Linked DNA regions of Homo sapiens: regions 1 and 2 are each linked to region 3. Evidence: chromatin loops called from intact Hi-C (ENCODE). Cell type or tissue: PC-9. All regions are shown on one strand.

Region 1 (5,000 bases), 500 kb before region 3:
GAAAATTCAGTTCCCTGCAAAACTGTCCTCAGAGACAGTGTTGACTTGTCCCCAACCTTGCTCTCTCATCATTCAAGGGGAGAATTCATAGCACTTGAAAAAGAACTTGGTCCTTGAGTGGTTTGGAAGAGACACACTGTATCGGTGGTGGAGCTGCCTGACACAGACATTTTTGGGCTAAATATGGCCTTAGAGGCTTGCTGAGTTCTTGTGACTTTGGCATTTGAGCAGAAGTGGGTAAATGGTTTTGATTCCCAGGGTTTTATTAGAAGCATTTATACCACCCGGGTAAAAGGTCAGCTTTGTTTCTTCCCTTCTCCAGGGTCTCTTCAGGAAAAAGAGGTGCTGGAGAGAGTCGAGAAAGAGAAAATGGAACGTGAGAAAGACAACGGCATCCGTCCTCCCAGTCTCGAGACTGCCAGTCCTCTGTACCTGCTCTTGAAAGCACCCAGCTCCCTACCCCTGAGAGGGGATGCCCAGATCTCAGTGACGCTGGTTAATCACAGTGAGCAGGAGAAGGCAGTGCAGCTGGCAATTGGGGTCCAGGCTGTACACTACAACGGTGTCCTTGCTGCCAAGCTCTGGAGGAAGAAGCTGCACCTCACGCTCAGTGCCAACCTGGGTAATGCTCTATGGCCCCACCAGACACCCCCCGACACACACACACACATGGCCCCTGCCTTGGGCAGGCAGCAGCCACAGGGCACCCCCTGCAGTCTCTAGAGATGGCTTTGAGCCCCTGCTGCTCACTCTCATGTTCTCTCTCATTCATTCATTCAACACATATTTATTGGGCCTGAAGCAGGAAAAAAACACGATGCCAACTGCAGTCAGATAAGTAAACAGACCCTTCGTAGCAGTGTGAGAAGTGTTTGCTGAGTTTAACAGAGTACAGTGGCAGGAGAGCACCTCCCCCCAGGCTGGAATAAGCTGCCCCCAAATAAATTGTACTGCATGGAATCTGGAAGGATGAGTAGGAGAGTAATGGCCAGAAAAGTAAGTCTTGGCATTCCAGACGGAAGGAGCAACGTGTGCAAAGGGCCCTGCTCATCCCTGAGGTTCTTTCTTAATTGGTCTGAGATGGGGTCCAGGTATTGTTTTTTTCTTTTTTTAACACCCTGTGTTATTCTACAGTTAAGATTCCCTGAACCAGAACAATTGTTTTTAAATTTTGCTGCACATTAGAATCACCTGGGGGAAGTTTGATGCTCAGCCTGCATCTCAGGCCAATTAAATGACAGATTCTATGGTGGGCTGGACGCAGTGGCTCATGCCTGTAATCCCAGCACTTTGGGAGGCCAAAGTGGACAGATCACCTGAGGTCAGGAGTTCAAGATCAGCCTGGGCAACATGGTGAAACCCCGACTCTACTAAAAATACAAAAATTAGCCAGGCTTGGTGGCACACAACTGTAATCCCAGCTACTGGGGAGACTGAGGCAGGAGAATCGCTTGAACCCAGGAGGCAGAGGTTGCAGTGAGCCAAGATCATGCCACTGCACTCCAGCCTGGGTGACACAGTGACACTCCGTCTCAAAAAGAAAAAAAACAAAAACTCCATGGTGGAACACATCAGAATTTTTAAAAACTGAAGTAATTCCGATGTGCAGACAAGTGTGAGAATCAGTTGACGAGAGCTTGTCTACAGCATTGCAACAGCCTTCTAACCGGTCACCTCACCTCCAGTCTCTGTATCACTCTTCCCTTTCCAAGCATGGGAGGAGTGGAGTTGGGAGAGTGGCGTGAGAACTGGACAGGGCCCAGGTGACACAGGGTCTTGTCTCTCTTGCTAAGGAGTTTGAGTTTTGTTCTCTGGGTAATGGAAAACTGGTGGAAGGTTTCAACCAGGGTAGTCAATGGAATCAGAAATTCATTTTAACAAGAAAGAACTTTTGGCAGAATGGAATGGAAGGGGTCATATAAGAAGAGTGCTTCTTAACCTTAGCTGCACATTGAGTCATCTTGGGAACTTTTTTTTGGGGGGGGGGCGGAGGGGGCAGCCTTCTGAGCCAGAGTAGGTTCAGAGACTCCGATCATCTGGGGAACTTTTAAAAATACTGATGTCTGGGCTTCATCGCCAGAGTCTGATGTAACTGATTTGGGGTGTGGCCTGGCATTGGGATTGTTTTGTAAAGCTCCCCACTTGATTCTAACATGCATCCAGTCTTGAGAACCACTGGATTGAAGATGAGAAGGTTGTGTAAATCATCAAGTCAAGAAATCAAGGCCAAACTAAGCTAGCAGCACTTAGAGTTAAAACATATTAAGGAGTTGAGATAGATGGGGCTTGTGAATGTGTGAATGTGTATATGTGTGTGGTGGGTGCTTCTGGTTTGGGTGAGTCACTAGAATAGGAAAAATGGGGAGGAGCAAGTTTGGGGAGAAAAAGGATGGATTTGGTTGTGGCACATTGTGTCTGAAAGCCCGTGACACACGCAAGTGGAGCTGGCCAGCAGGTGGCAGGAGACCTTGGTAAGATAAAGTTCTGGGCTGGAGCTCAGACGTGGAAATCCCAGCACAGGGGGGCCAACAAAGAGTCAGGGCATAGATGAGCTCATGGCAGTGGGGAGAGGTCAGTGAGTAGATGAGAGGGTGAGGAGGGAACCCAGCAGCAGCAGCAGCATTTAGGGGGCGATCAGAGGAAAAGCAGAGTAAGGGAGGTCAAATAGTCAAAGAAAGGGGGCACCCAGCAAGGTCAGCAGAAAGGGCACGAGGTGTCAAGGCTGAAAAGCACCATTAAGAGAGTGGACTTACAGAGAAGCTTCCTGGGCGTTAAGCCAATTGCGTTGGGAAGGTGAGACAAACTGTCTAGTCCTCCCTGGAGGCATGACAGGAAAAGGTGAGGCTGGGGAGTAGTCAGCCAGGGACACTGGGCAGAGGGAGAGAGTTGAACCTGCTTCTATGCTGAGGAAAATAAGCAGGCAAGAGGGAAAGAATGGAGCCTCAGGAGAGATGGGTTAAAATTGATAGTGCTATGCTTGGGGATATGAGACAACTAGAATAATTGTAGCTCACATTTATCAGGCACTTACTATTTGCCCAAAATGGTGTTAAGTGCTTTATATGCATCATATGCATCATCTTGTTAGCCCTCACAACCACGTTCTGTGGCAAGAACCATTGCTATCCCCACTTTACAGATGAGGAGATGAGACACAGAGAGGGTCGTTAATTTACTCAGGGTTACACAGCTAGTGTGATGGGGTCAGGATGGGGCACAGATTTAGAAAGCAGAGGATTCAACTTAGGCAGGGGGGATACCTCATCCCCTGAGCAGTAGTGACAGTAGGAGTAGATATTTCTTCTGTAAGGTGACAAAGCGAGACCCTGTCTCTAAAACAAAACAAAAACCCTACAAACAACACAAACCATCCCACTAGGTAGGCATTATTAGACAAGGACACTGAGGCCGAAAGAGCTTAACTTGTTCCAGTTCACAGGGGACCCTTTCCCAACCCCACTGAGGTGGTCTGCCAAGAGCATTGTCGGGGTTGGTGATGGGGATGAGGGTGAGGAGTGAGGTCTTGAGTGAGTTCCAAGTGTACAATTGCTGGGGAAAATGGTGCATCTTTCTGGCCTCAGTGAGGCCCTGAGTCCTTTGTATTGTGTGTGTAACTATGGCTGTTTCTGGGGTACATACACCTGTTGCCACTGACTCCACCTGTCATGTGTTTCAGAAAAGATAATAACCATCGGCCTGTTCTTCTCCAATTTTGAGCGAAACCCACCCGAGAACACCTTCCTTAGACTCACCGCCATGGCAACACACTCTGAATCCAACCTTAGCTGCTTTGCTCAGGAAGACATTGCCATTTGTAGACCACACCTTGCCATCAAGGTAGGCACCAGTCCTCCCCTGAGTTGCCCTCGTCTGCCACCACTCAGGTCCCCATTTCAGAAGGAATCCAGGCCCCTTCAGAGCAGATGACTGTGCTGCAAGATTACCAGAAAATGCTACATTTAAGAGCTCCTTCCCTTGAAAGACATAGTTTCTTACATGCCCTATTAAGGTTTAAATCTTCCAACTTCTTTAGTTAAGTAAAGGTTTCTAAAATTGGGGCCTTCCCAGTTACTGCCTCCTACCTACAGGGATCATAATAGCCTATGTTTATTTAGCACCTCATACACATGCCAGAGGATTTTCAGCTCCTTTATTTCTTTCTAAGCCCTGTGAGGTAGAACTGTTCCCATTATTCAGATGAAAAAAGTGAGCCCTAGAGAGCAACATGCCCAAGATTATAAAAACAGGAAGTTCTAGAGGCTTATGGCTCTTGGTCCAGCCCTCTTTCCATGTGTCTACCCTGGCCAAAATGAATGAGATCTGATCCCTGCCCGCAAGCAGGTTATAGTTTAGTTAGGGAGACACAACATTTGGTCTTCCAGATAAGTGCTTTAATAGATGCACAAAGTTGCTATGGAATAAGTGAAGCAAAGGGAATTAATTCCAGCTGGTGGGTTTGGGGATGACCTTATGAAAGAGATGACATCTATGCTGGGCCTTGAAAAATGGGTACCCTTTCAGTACAGAGGTAGGGGAAGGCCACTGAAGACAGAAGAAGACAGCAAAGAGGTGTAATGGAAGGTAGCGTGAGGCGTGTGCTGGGGATGGAACAGTCCCTGACGGGGCTGGGATGTCACTTAGTCATGGGAAGAACAGGTGAGGTGGGAGAGGGGGTTTGGGGACACACCATGAAGAACGTTGAATACAATGTAAACTGAATTCCCAAGACAGTGGGAAACCCTCCAAGGGGTCTGCATAGAGGAGAGGCGACATCAGAAATCATCAGTGAAGGACCAAGGGTGGGAATAAATGCAGGAAGAGCAGGTAGAGCGGTAGAAGACATCAGCTGTGAAGTTTGAGTCAGCTTGGCAGAGATGAGGAAACTTACTGAGGAGGGTACAGGGGTGCATGGGAGGAGAGAGTGACTGCAGCTGTGCCCTTGGCATCCACACCAGGTATTGCCTCTTCCCACAGATGCCAGAGAAAGCAGAGCAGTATCA
Region 2 (5,000 bases), 580 kb before region 3:
ATGACTCTTTCTGCAAAACTTAATCAGAATACATGATTGTAACGGAAAAAAAAAAGAATAGTAATTCTTTAATAACATCCAATATCCAGTCAACGTAGAGAGGGGGAACTTGGCTCTGGGCAACGTTTCCACTCTCAACCCCCGCAGGCGTAGTTTCTCTCTCCTTCCCACTGCCACCTCAGTCCTGTCCACAAACTCCAAAAGGGAAGAGGTGGGGGAAGCCTTGCTGAGGGAGAGCACGTTTTCCCCATTCTCCAACCGTGGCGACCTGTGACCCTCTTTGAAACTGAGACAAATACCTGTGCATTTGGCAGCCAAAGCATTGTGACAAACATTGTGCACGTCTATTATGAGCCCACCCTGGCTCCTCCAGGGCCCGCAGCGTCTGCTCTGAGCTCCTCTACCTGATTTCAAGACTGGCACGTGTGGCCCTACATTGATCTCTAGACTTTTTCTGCTCTGATCCCTTCCCTGCTTCTTCAAGTCCTCCAGATAGGAGTCTAAGTCCTTGATACCCACCATGCTCAAAGACCTCAGGTAAATATGCCCACTCTCCTCTTCCTGCCCACCCAGTCCATCAAAGCCCATTGGCACCAAAGCCTTCTCTCATCTGTTCAGCCGAGGGGGGTCTCTCACTCTCCGAATTCTGTTTCCATTTTTCATCAGAACCACGCAGTTTAGTGTTTCAGAATTTCAAACCTAATACATTCCCAATTTGATTTATAAGCTCTTCAAAGGCAGGAACTTGTCTTATATTTAGCGCCCTCCCCCTGCCCCCACATCCCCATATACATGCCATCCCCAAAAGTCTGTTAGTGACTTAAAGTTTCAGAAGTCTAGACATTTGCTCTTCTCTTTTTTCTCCCTTAAAATCACTTGGAAGTTTGAAGAGGACATCATAGACATCTGCTTTGAGATCCTGAACAAGAGCCTGTATCACTTAAAGAACCCGGCCAAAGACTGTTCCCAGCGGAACGACGTGGTGTATGTGTGCAGGGTGGTGAGTGCCATGGTAAGGATGGATGCTTCCCGCCGTCTGAGGACAGTCTGAGCTTCCCCGGGAGCTGTGGAAACCCACCTGTCTGTCCTCTGCAGATCAACAGCAACGATGACAATGGCGTGCTGCAGGGGAACTGGGGCGAGGACTACTCCAAAGGGGTCAGTCCTCTGGAGTGGAAGGGCAGTGTGGCCATCCTACAGCAGTGGTCAGCCAGGGGCGGGCAGCCTGTGAAGTACGGACAGTGCTGGGTCTTCGCCTCTGTTATGTGCACCGGTGAGCGAAAGATCACTCACTTAGGGGTGTGATTAACTTCATTATCAGAGAAGTTAACTGTGGCTCATAAAGGTTCAGTAGCTTGCCCATGGCCCCACAGCTGGGGGTGGTGGGCACCCAGGCCCTGAGCTAGCACACCATACAGTCTCGAGGGATCCTGTGCATTTATGTGAGAGGGGGATTGACCTGTGGCAATCATCTCACAGTATCCTTGATGGATCAGTCAGACTGTTAAAACTGTCATCTGGATAGAGGAGTTTGTGGTCCCGAAGCAGAAACCAAATGGCTCCTTTCTGCCACCTGCTCAGGCATCTCAGCTCAGGGTGAGCCTGGCATGGGGGGGCAGGTGGAAGTAGATGGCGTGAGATAGCTGACCTCACCCATAGGCAGAGCTAGCAGCCCCCAAATGCTTCACTGAGAGATCCTTGAGCAGTTATCATTATAGACTTGCCACCTTGCTGACTACCCTTAAAGAACATCAATGTTTTATGCAGTATCAATTATTTACAATTCAGTGCAAAGTTGTTGAGCAGACCATCTGTGAAGATGAGAGAAAGATGGAGAGTACTTGTCTCACCCTTGCAAGGCCAGAATCTGTTAGACAGGCCTGTCCTGCTACATTATGGAGCTCGATGAACATTTGCTGAACTAACAGGGTGACTCTGAGTTGGAGAAAGGAGGAGCAGAGAATGGGGAGGACAGAGACAGGTGCCAAAGACAAGGGCAGAGACTTTTTGGAGAGGGGCAGCAGAGGCTGGCAGTTATATACAGGTGCTGCAGACACAGAGGAGGTTTAAATCTGAGTGTTTGAATCCAGTGACCTCACTTTGCCCAGGTGTGAAATGGGGCTAGGGCTACCCTGGCACTCAGTATTCTCAGTTGTTCCTTGGGCTGGGAAGTCCCCAGGCCGTGCTAGGTAGGTGTTATGGAGGAGGCCTGGGATGAGCAGGAGAAGGACGAGGTCCACCACCCTGCTCCATTTCCAAGCCTCTCCCCACTCCCAGGCGCTCGAGTTACAGGGCCACTGCGCACTGGGGGAGCTGCCCCTGCCAAGCTTCCTATGGCCACTTCCAGCCCAGGTGTAGCTCCCACGCCTGCTAAGGATCTGTGACAAGCCCAGGAGCTGTGCTGTGAGTGGACAGGTGACTGCAGACAGGAAGCCTTCTTGGGGGCTCTTCAGTGAACCAAAACAAAAGGATTGGTCGCTGTCAATATTCCTTTTACTTTTTGAAGCTGTGTAATCCTCCTGGCAGCCTCAGTAGGCACCGTCTGCCCCTCCTAGGAGGGAGATAGTGGGATAAACCTCTCTGAACTTACCATGCTGGCTGATGTCAGTACCCACGTCCCCTCAGGGTCACACCTGGCTCTTGCTGGCTCTTGGCTTGACTTCATCTGGCTCTGGGCAGGCAGGGGTGTGTGTGTGTGTGTGTTTGTGTGTATGTGTTGGGGGTAATGTTTACACTGTGTGACTAGATTTGTGAAATCATAACTCAGCTTTTAAAAGCCTTTGTAGCAGTATCATGAGAAGCCACAAGAGGGAGCTGCTGCCTTATTAAAGATGGTTGCTGACTGTGATTTCCTCTTATCTCTGCTGACGGTTTCCACTGTCTCTAGAAGTCTATCTTGTCCCTCTATCCATCCTCGAATTTCTTTCATACCTCCCCCTACCTCTTGTCTTTAAGTAGAATTACAGATCCCAAATTTCAGAGCTAGGGTGGGAGGAGGGTGATGAAATAATCTGTACAACAACCCCCCGTGACACGTGTTTACCCACGTAACAAACCTTCATGTGTACCCTCAAACCTAAAATAAAAGTTAAAAAACATTTCGGAACTAAATTTTCAGCCTCCCTAGTAGCTGGAACTGCAGGCATGCACCACCACACCCAGCTAATTTTTTTTTGTATTTTTAGTAGAGACGGGGTTTCCCCATGTTGGCCAGGCTGAGTCTCAAACCCCTGACCTCGTGATCCGCCTCAGCCTCCCAAAGTGCTGGGATTACAGGCGTAAGCCACCGCGCCTGGCCCTCTGTCTTTAACTTGGAAAGCTGCTGAGTGGAAAGACTCCTAAATGATAAGTCGGATTATTGTTAACTGTTGTTTTAAGCGACCCTCAAATGATTCCTTTCTCCTTGTGGGATGTTGATCACTGATGGGGCAGCAGGGCTGTGGGACTGGGTGTGGGGCTCTGGGAATAAAGGAGTTACTGGTGTGGTTCCGTAAGCGTCTTGGCTTTCTCTCCTCCAGCTTGAAAGTTACAAATTATGCATGGAAAACCAATAATTCTGCCTGAAATGAACTCAGCGATTCTCTATATTTTTCTCTTTAGTAATGAGATGCTTAGGTGTTCCAACCCGTGTTGTTTCCAATTTCCGTTCCGCGCACAACGTGGATAGGAACTTGACCATCGATACGTACTATGACCGAAATGCCGAGATGCTGTCAACTCAGAAACGAGACAAAATATGGTGAGAGGCACTGTCTTGAACAGATCTCTGCTTTGTCCCAGGGAGGGCAGAAAAACTGACCTGGTTCTCTCTGGCTCTTGAGGAAATATTGCAAGATTGCCCTGAGCATTGCTGCTAATGCTCAGAGAAGAGAAGAATTCCCCAACCCAGGAGGCTGTTCTGGCTAATTAGGTCATCAAATTTAACTCATTTCAGAGGTAGAAAACAATGGGATAACATTCTGGGGCCTCAACCAAATGACTAGCTGGGCGTCTTCTGAACACTGACCTCAAAAGTCTTTATTCATCTTCCTCTTTCTTCTCTGAGTTTCTGTTTGTACCATCCAGTTTTCCCAGAAGTCAGACAGAGCCTGGACTGGCTGCTTCTGTAGACCTCTTCTTGTCTCTCTTGACTTCTTCCTCTGCCCAACCCACTCCCTGTCTGCATGCATGTGTCTGTGCATGTATATGCATGCGTGTGTGTGTGTGTGTATCTCTGTGCATCCCTTTATTTGTGTATCTCTGGCTTCTTTTCCTGGTTCCTTTGTTCTCAGCTCTACCCGCAAATCTGGTTTCCTGTTTCTCTTTTTCCAGCCAGTTTCCAGATAAGACTCGCTGTGTTGGTTTGTTTGTTTTTGAGATGGAGTCTCGCTCTGTTGCCCAGGCTGGAGTGCAATGGTGCGAACTCAGCTCACTGCAATCTCCACCTCCCAGGTTCAAGCAATTCTCCTGCCTCAGCCCCCCGAGTAGATGGGACTACAGGCACGTACCACCACACCTGGCTAATTTTTGTATTTTTAGTAGAGACGGGGTTTCACCATGTTGGTCTCGAACTCTTGACCTCAGATGATCCACTCGCCTCGGCCTCCCAAAGTGCTGGGATTACAGGCCTGAGCCACCGCACCCAGCCTCCAGGTAAGATTCCTTGAGTTGTGTAAGAACTACCTGCTGTCCTAGGAGCCCCCTCCGTCTCTGAGCTTCAATTTCCTTGTCTGTAAAATGAAGATAACATCTACTTCACAGGGTTGCTAGGGTGAAATGAGATCAATGCCAGTAAGGAGGGCTTTTCAGCCTGGGATCCACAGATAGACTCCTAGAGGTCTGAATTGTCTCTGATTCAGGAAGCAGTGGTGTATCTGAGGATATGTAACTTAGGCACAGTTCTGTCTTTGAATGCATATCTTGAGTCTAATCATGAGGAAACATCAGACAAGCCCAAAATGGGGGCCACTCTGGTTTTAAAAAATAGATAAATAACATAAAGACTGTTTTCATTAAAAGCC
Region 3 (5,000 bases):
TCTTGAGCCCAGGAGTCGGAGGCTGGAGTGAGCCGAGATCGTGCCACTGCACTCCAGCCTTGGCGACACAGCAAGACTCTGTCTCAAAAAAAAAAAAAAAAAAAGTTTTTCACTCAGTATTCTGCCTAGGTGTTTAATCTGCTGATTTCGAGTCTTGCATAGTATTAATATTTCATGTGTGCAACTACCACATTTTACCTATCCACTCTTCTCAGTGATGGATTTGCGAATGTCCTCCAACTCATTGCCACTTCAAATAATGCCTTAATAAACAATTCCTTACATGTTCTCTCATAACCTATGCAAACATTGCTGAGTCATAGGAACCTGTAATGGTTCCAATATCCTCAAAGTCCTGCCAAAATCTGGCATCATCTGGCTTCCTAAATTTTGCCAACTTAATAAGTATAAAGTTTTTATTACTTTTTTAACTATTCATAAACCTTGAAAAAGAAAACTACCACCTTTCTTTCCTATTAAAGGAGTATAAAGTAATAACAAAACCTAAGGAATATATTGTGAAAGCAAAAACCACAGAAAAATTCAAATATGGATGCAAAATTCTAAAATATAACTGGACTCCAACACATTAAAAGAATAGTATATCAGAATCATAAATATATATTATAGGATTTATTCCAGGAATGCAAGAATAGTTCAATATTAGCCCCAAAATAGATAGATGGATGGATGAATGAATGAAATCATCTCCAAAGACTCTGAAATACCCATTCTGGATAAGAATATGCTATAAAGTAGGAATAGTTGGATATTTCCTTAGTATTGCAAAAATATATCTATCTCAGCTCAAAAGCTATAAAAAAGCCAGGTGTGGTGGCTCACGCCTGTAATCTCAGCATTTTGGGAGGCCGAGATGGGTGGATCACCTGAGGTCAGGGGTTCGAGACGAGCCTGGCCAGCATGGTGAAACCCAATCTCTACTAAAAATACAAAAATTAGCCAGGCATGGTGGCAGGCGCCTGTAATCCCAGCTCTTCGGGAGGCTGAGGCAGGAGAATCGCTTAAAGATTGAGGCGAAGGTTGCAGTGAGCCGAGATCATGCCACTGCACTCCAGCCTGGGCAACAGAGCAAGACACTGTCTCAAAAAAAAAAAAAAATTAAGATAGGTACATGTATTAGCAGCTACTAAATTAGTAGTGCAGGTCTAGAGAATCAACCAAAAAAATAGATGCAAAATTAATTCACAGAAATCTATAGCTTTAATACACACAAAATAATCAGAAGATATAAAGGAACGAAAAAACCTATTTACAAGAGTAACAAAAAACTTAAAATACTTAGAAATAAATCTGACAAGAAATGTGAGAGACATATGAAGAAAACTTTAAAAACATAAAAAGAAAGCTTGAACCTAGTACATTTTTGGTTAGAAAGTTCTATAGCATAAGACGTGGTTTCTCCCTAAGTCAATCCACATGATCCTATTAAAAATAGTAACAAGTTCTTGCAATTGAACTAGACAAGGTGATCCTAAATTTCATATAAAAAATAAACAACAGGACGGGTGCGGTGGCTCACGCCTGTAATCCCAGCACTTTGGGAGGCTGAGGTAGGCAGATCACTCGAGGTTAGGAGTTTGAGAAAAGCCTGGCCAACATGGTGAAACCCCATCTCTACTAAAAACACAAAAATTAGCCAGGCGTGGGGGCAGGCGCCTGTAATCCCAGCTACTCAGCAGGCTGAGACAAGAGAATCGCTTGAACCCAGGAGGTGGAGGTTGCAGTAAGCTGAGATCACGCCCCTGCACTCCAGCCCGAGTGAGAGAGTGAGACTCCATCTCAAAAAATAAAAAATAAACAAACAAACAACAGGCTGGGTGCAGTAGCTCATGCCTGTAATCCCAGCACTTTGTTCAGCTGAGGTGGGCAAATCACCTGAGGTCAAGAGTTTGAGACCAGCCTAGCCAACACTGAAAACCCCATCTCTATTAAAAATACAAGAAAAATTAGCCAGGCATGGAGGGTGATGCATGCCTGTAGTCCCAGGTACTCGGAGTGCTGAGCCAGGAAGAATCGCTTGAACCTGGGAGGCGGAGGTTGCAGTGAGTCAAGATGGCGCCACAGCACTCCAGTCTGAGTGACAGAGCAAGACTCCATCTCAAAAAAATAAACAAACAACAGATCAGTAACACAGAGGCACAACAAGATGGCAGAATAGGACCCGTCAGTGATAGTTCCCCACAGAAACATCAATTTGAACAACAATCCACAAAAGAAAATATCTTCGCTAGAGCTAGGAAAACCAGTTGATAGATAAAAGTACTAGATTTTACAAGGAGAAGAAGATGCATTAAAGATAATAGGAAGGACAGTCTCATATTATCTGTACCAACCCTTCCCCAACCCTAGGTAGTGATGAGAGACACCGCCCACATGGCAGAAGGAGAGGTTAGTGGACATGGGACTTTGCCTTAGAGCCCAGTACTAAGTCTGCCACAGTAATACACAGAACCAGAAAAAACCCCACAGCCTAATTCCAGGCCTGTGCCCACGGACAAAGATTGTGGACCCACACTAAGCACCAGAAAGGAATTCCCCACCCCATCAGGATGAATGGGATTCTCACATCACTGGGCCCCAAATAAATTTCAGCATGGTAGCAGCCTGGGCCTTGGGCATGACCCATTTCCACCCTGGTCCAAGAGGCCATAGGCTTCAGGTGTAGCCCTGCATAGCATCAGCTGTGGCAGCCACAGGACTGCCCACATCACCTTTCCCTCCAACTGTAGGCAACATGGTACAGAGAAAGACACCATCTACTTTAGGGAAGGAGACCGAATTATGCATGAAACTTTTCCTTGGAACCCAGTACCAAGCCCACAACAACAAAACCAGCACCTGGTTCAGGGCCCTGGCCAGCATTACCACACGAGGTGGGGAACTCTCCCTGGGTCTTACTCAGGTCCATCGGGGCCAGGGACATTGGAGTCTGTAACAGAGTCCCAGCTACATAGGCTTACAGTGCCCTCTAGCGCTAAGATGGCTACAGTGACCACAGGCTTAGGGAACTCAACAGTCAGGCTCCTTTGAATTCCTGGAAGGCTCTCTGAAAGACAGGTACAAACAAGGCCAGATTGCAAAAATTGGAATATATATCAATTTCTTCAATGCCCAGATATTGACACACATTGGAAAGCATCAAGAACATTAAGGGAACTATGACCTCACCAAACCAACTAAATAAGGTGCCAGTGATCCATCCTGAAGAGATTGAGAAGTATAATCTAAGACAGGGAATTCAAAATAGTTGTTTTGAGGTAGCCCAATAAACTTCAAGAAAACACAGAGAAATAATTCAGAAATCTATGAGAGAAACTTTACAAAGAGATTAAAATAATCTTGGCCAGGCGTGGTAGCTCATGCCTGTAATCCCAGCACTTTGGGAGGCCGAGGCAGGCAGATCACCTGAGGTCAGGAGTTCGAGACCAGCCTGACCAACATGGTAAAACCCCATCTCTACTAAAAATACAAAAAAAATTAGCCGGGCGCTGTGTCAGGTGCCTGTAATCCCAGCTACTCGGGAGGCTGAGGCAGGAGAATCGCTTGAACCCGGGAGGCGGAGGTTGCCGTGAGCCAAGATCACGCCACTGCACTCCAGCCTGGGCAACAAGAGTGAAACTCCATCTCAAAATAAATAAATAAGTAAATAATAATAATAATCTTTTAAAAATCAAACAGAAATCCTGGAGGTGAAATACACTGAACAAACAAAAATGCATTAAAATGCTGTCTTGACAGCAGAAATTATAAAGCAGAAGAATAAATCTGTGAGCTCAAAGACAGGATATTTGAAAATACAGAGGAGGAAAGAAAAAAAGAATGAAAAAGAACAAAAGAAAGCTTAAAGAATCTGTGTGATAGTGTCAAAAGAACAAATGTGGCCAGGCGCGGTGGCCCACGCCTGTAATCCTAGTATTTTGGGAGGCCGAGGTGGGTGGATCATGAGGTCAGGAGTTCAAGACCAGCGTGACCAACATGGTGAAACCCTGTCTCTACTAAAAATACAAAAAAAAAAAAAAAATCAGCCAGGCATGGTGGCTGGCGCCTATAATCTCAGCTACTTGGGAGGCTGAGGCAGGAGAATTGCTTGAACCCTGGAGGCGGAGGCTGCAGTGGGCAGGGATTGTGCCACTGCACTCCAGCCTGGGTGAACAGTGCAAGACTCCATCTAAAAAAAAAAAAAACAAACAAAACAAAAAAAACAAATGTACGAGTCACTGGCATTCAAGAGGGAGTGCAGAATGAGAACGGAGGGGAGTAGAAAGTTTATTCAAAGCAATAATAACAGGGAACTTTCCAAACCTAGAGAAAGATATAAATATTGAGGTATGGAAAGGTAAAAAGTTCCCAATTAAATTTAATGAAATAAGACTACTCCACGGCATATAATAATCAAATTCTCAAAGGTCAAGGACAAAGAAAAGGTCATTAAACCAGCAAGAGAAGAGAAGCAAATAGGCTAGGTGTGGTGGCTTATGCTTGTAATCCCAACACTTTAGGAGACTATGGTAGGAGGATTGCTTGAGGCCAGAAGTTCAAGACCAGCCTGGGCAACATAGTGAGACTCCCATTTCTACAAAACACTTAAATTAAACTGTAATTTTTAAAAAAGAAAACAAGCAAATAACAAGTAAAGGAGCTCCAATAGGTCTGGCAGCAGACTTCTCGGCAAAAACCTTACAGGCTAGGAGGGAGTGGGATGACAGTCAAAGTGCTGAAGGAAAAAAACATCAACCAAGAATACTTCATCCAGTAAAACTATCCTTCAGACATGAAGAAGAGAGGAAAGACTTTCCCAGACAAATGAAAATTGGGGAAATTCATCAACACCAGACCTGTCTTATATAACAACTGCTAAAGGCACTTCTTCAATCTGAAAGAAAAGGATGCTAATGTGTAACAAGCAAACATCTGAAGGTATAAAACTCACTGGTAAAACTAAGTACACAGACAAATTTAGAAAACTCTAATATTATAAC

What was found. A loop is a pair of places that touch in the nucleus more often than their neighbours do. Peaks named below come from ENCODE experiments on the same cell type or tissue, not always from the same donor. Only the 100,000 strongest peaks of a DNase experiment are listed, where the experiment ranks them.
Region 1: a loop joins it to region 3, with 13 times the contacts of the local background. A loop is called at or near these places in 17 of 110 quality-filtered maps.
Region 2: it touches region 3 in a loop (8-fold over the local background); 16 of 110 quality-filtered maps call a loop at or near these places.

The regions. Positions count from the first base shown.
Region 1 is chr15:43,201,952-43,206,951 of GRCh38, reverse strand. EPB42 (erythrocyte membrane protein band 4.2) reads left to right here. Exons shown (of 13, transcript NM_001114134.2): 10 at 323-622; 11 at 3,677-3,837; 12 at 4,975-5,000. Among named protein-coding and RNA genes, the nearest start is that of EPB42, 17 kb to the left of the region's middle. RefSeq lists a silencer at 2,367-2,661. In PC-9, a CTCF peak has its summit at 2,437 (motif pointing right); no DNase peak of the experiment used is centred here.
Region 2 is chr15:43,283,553-43,288,552 of GRCh38, reverse strand. TGM7 (transglutaminase 7) reads left to right here. Exons shown (of 13, transcript NM_052955.3): 5 at 884-1,012; 6 at 1,096-1,273; 7 at 3,601-3,739. Among named protein-coding and RNA genes, the nearest start is that of TGM7, 16 kb to the left of the region's middle. In PC-9, a CTCF peak has its summit at 2,801 (motif pointing right); DNase peaks (open chromatin) are centred at 2,792 and 4,682; H3K27ac peaks cover 391 bases.
Region 3 is chr15:42,702,573-42,707,572 of GRCh38, reverse strand. The region is part of intron 26 of STARD9 (StAR related lipid transfer domain containing 9); the gene reads right to left. Among named protein-coding and RNA genes, the nearest start is that of CDAN1, 32 kb to the left of the region's middle. In PC-9, a CTCF peak has its summit at 2,972 (motif pointing left); a DNase peak (open chromatin) is centred at 312.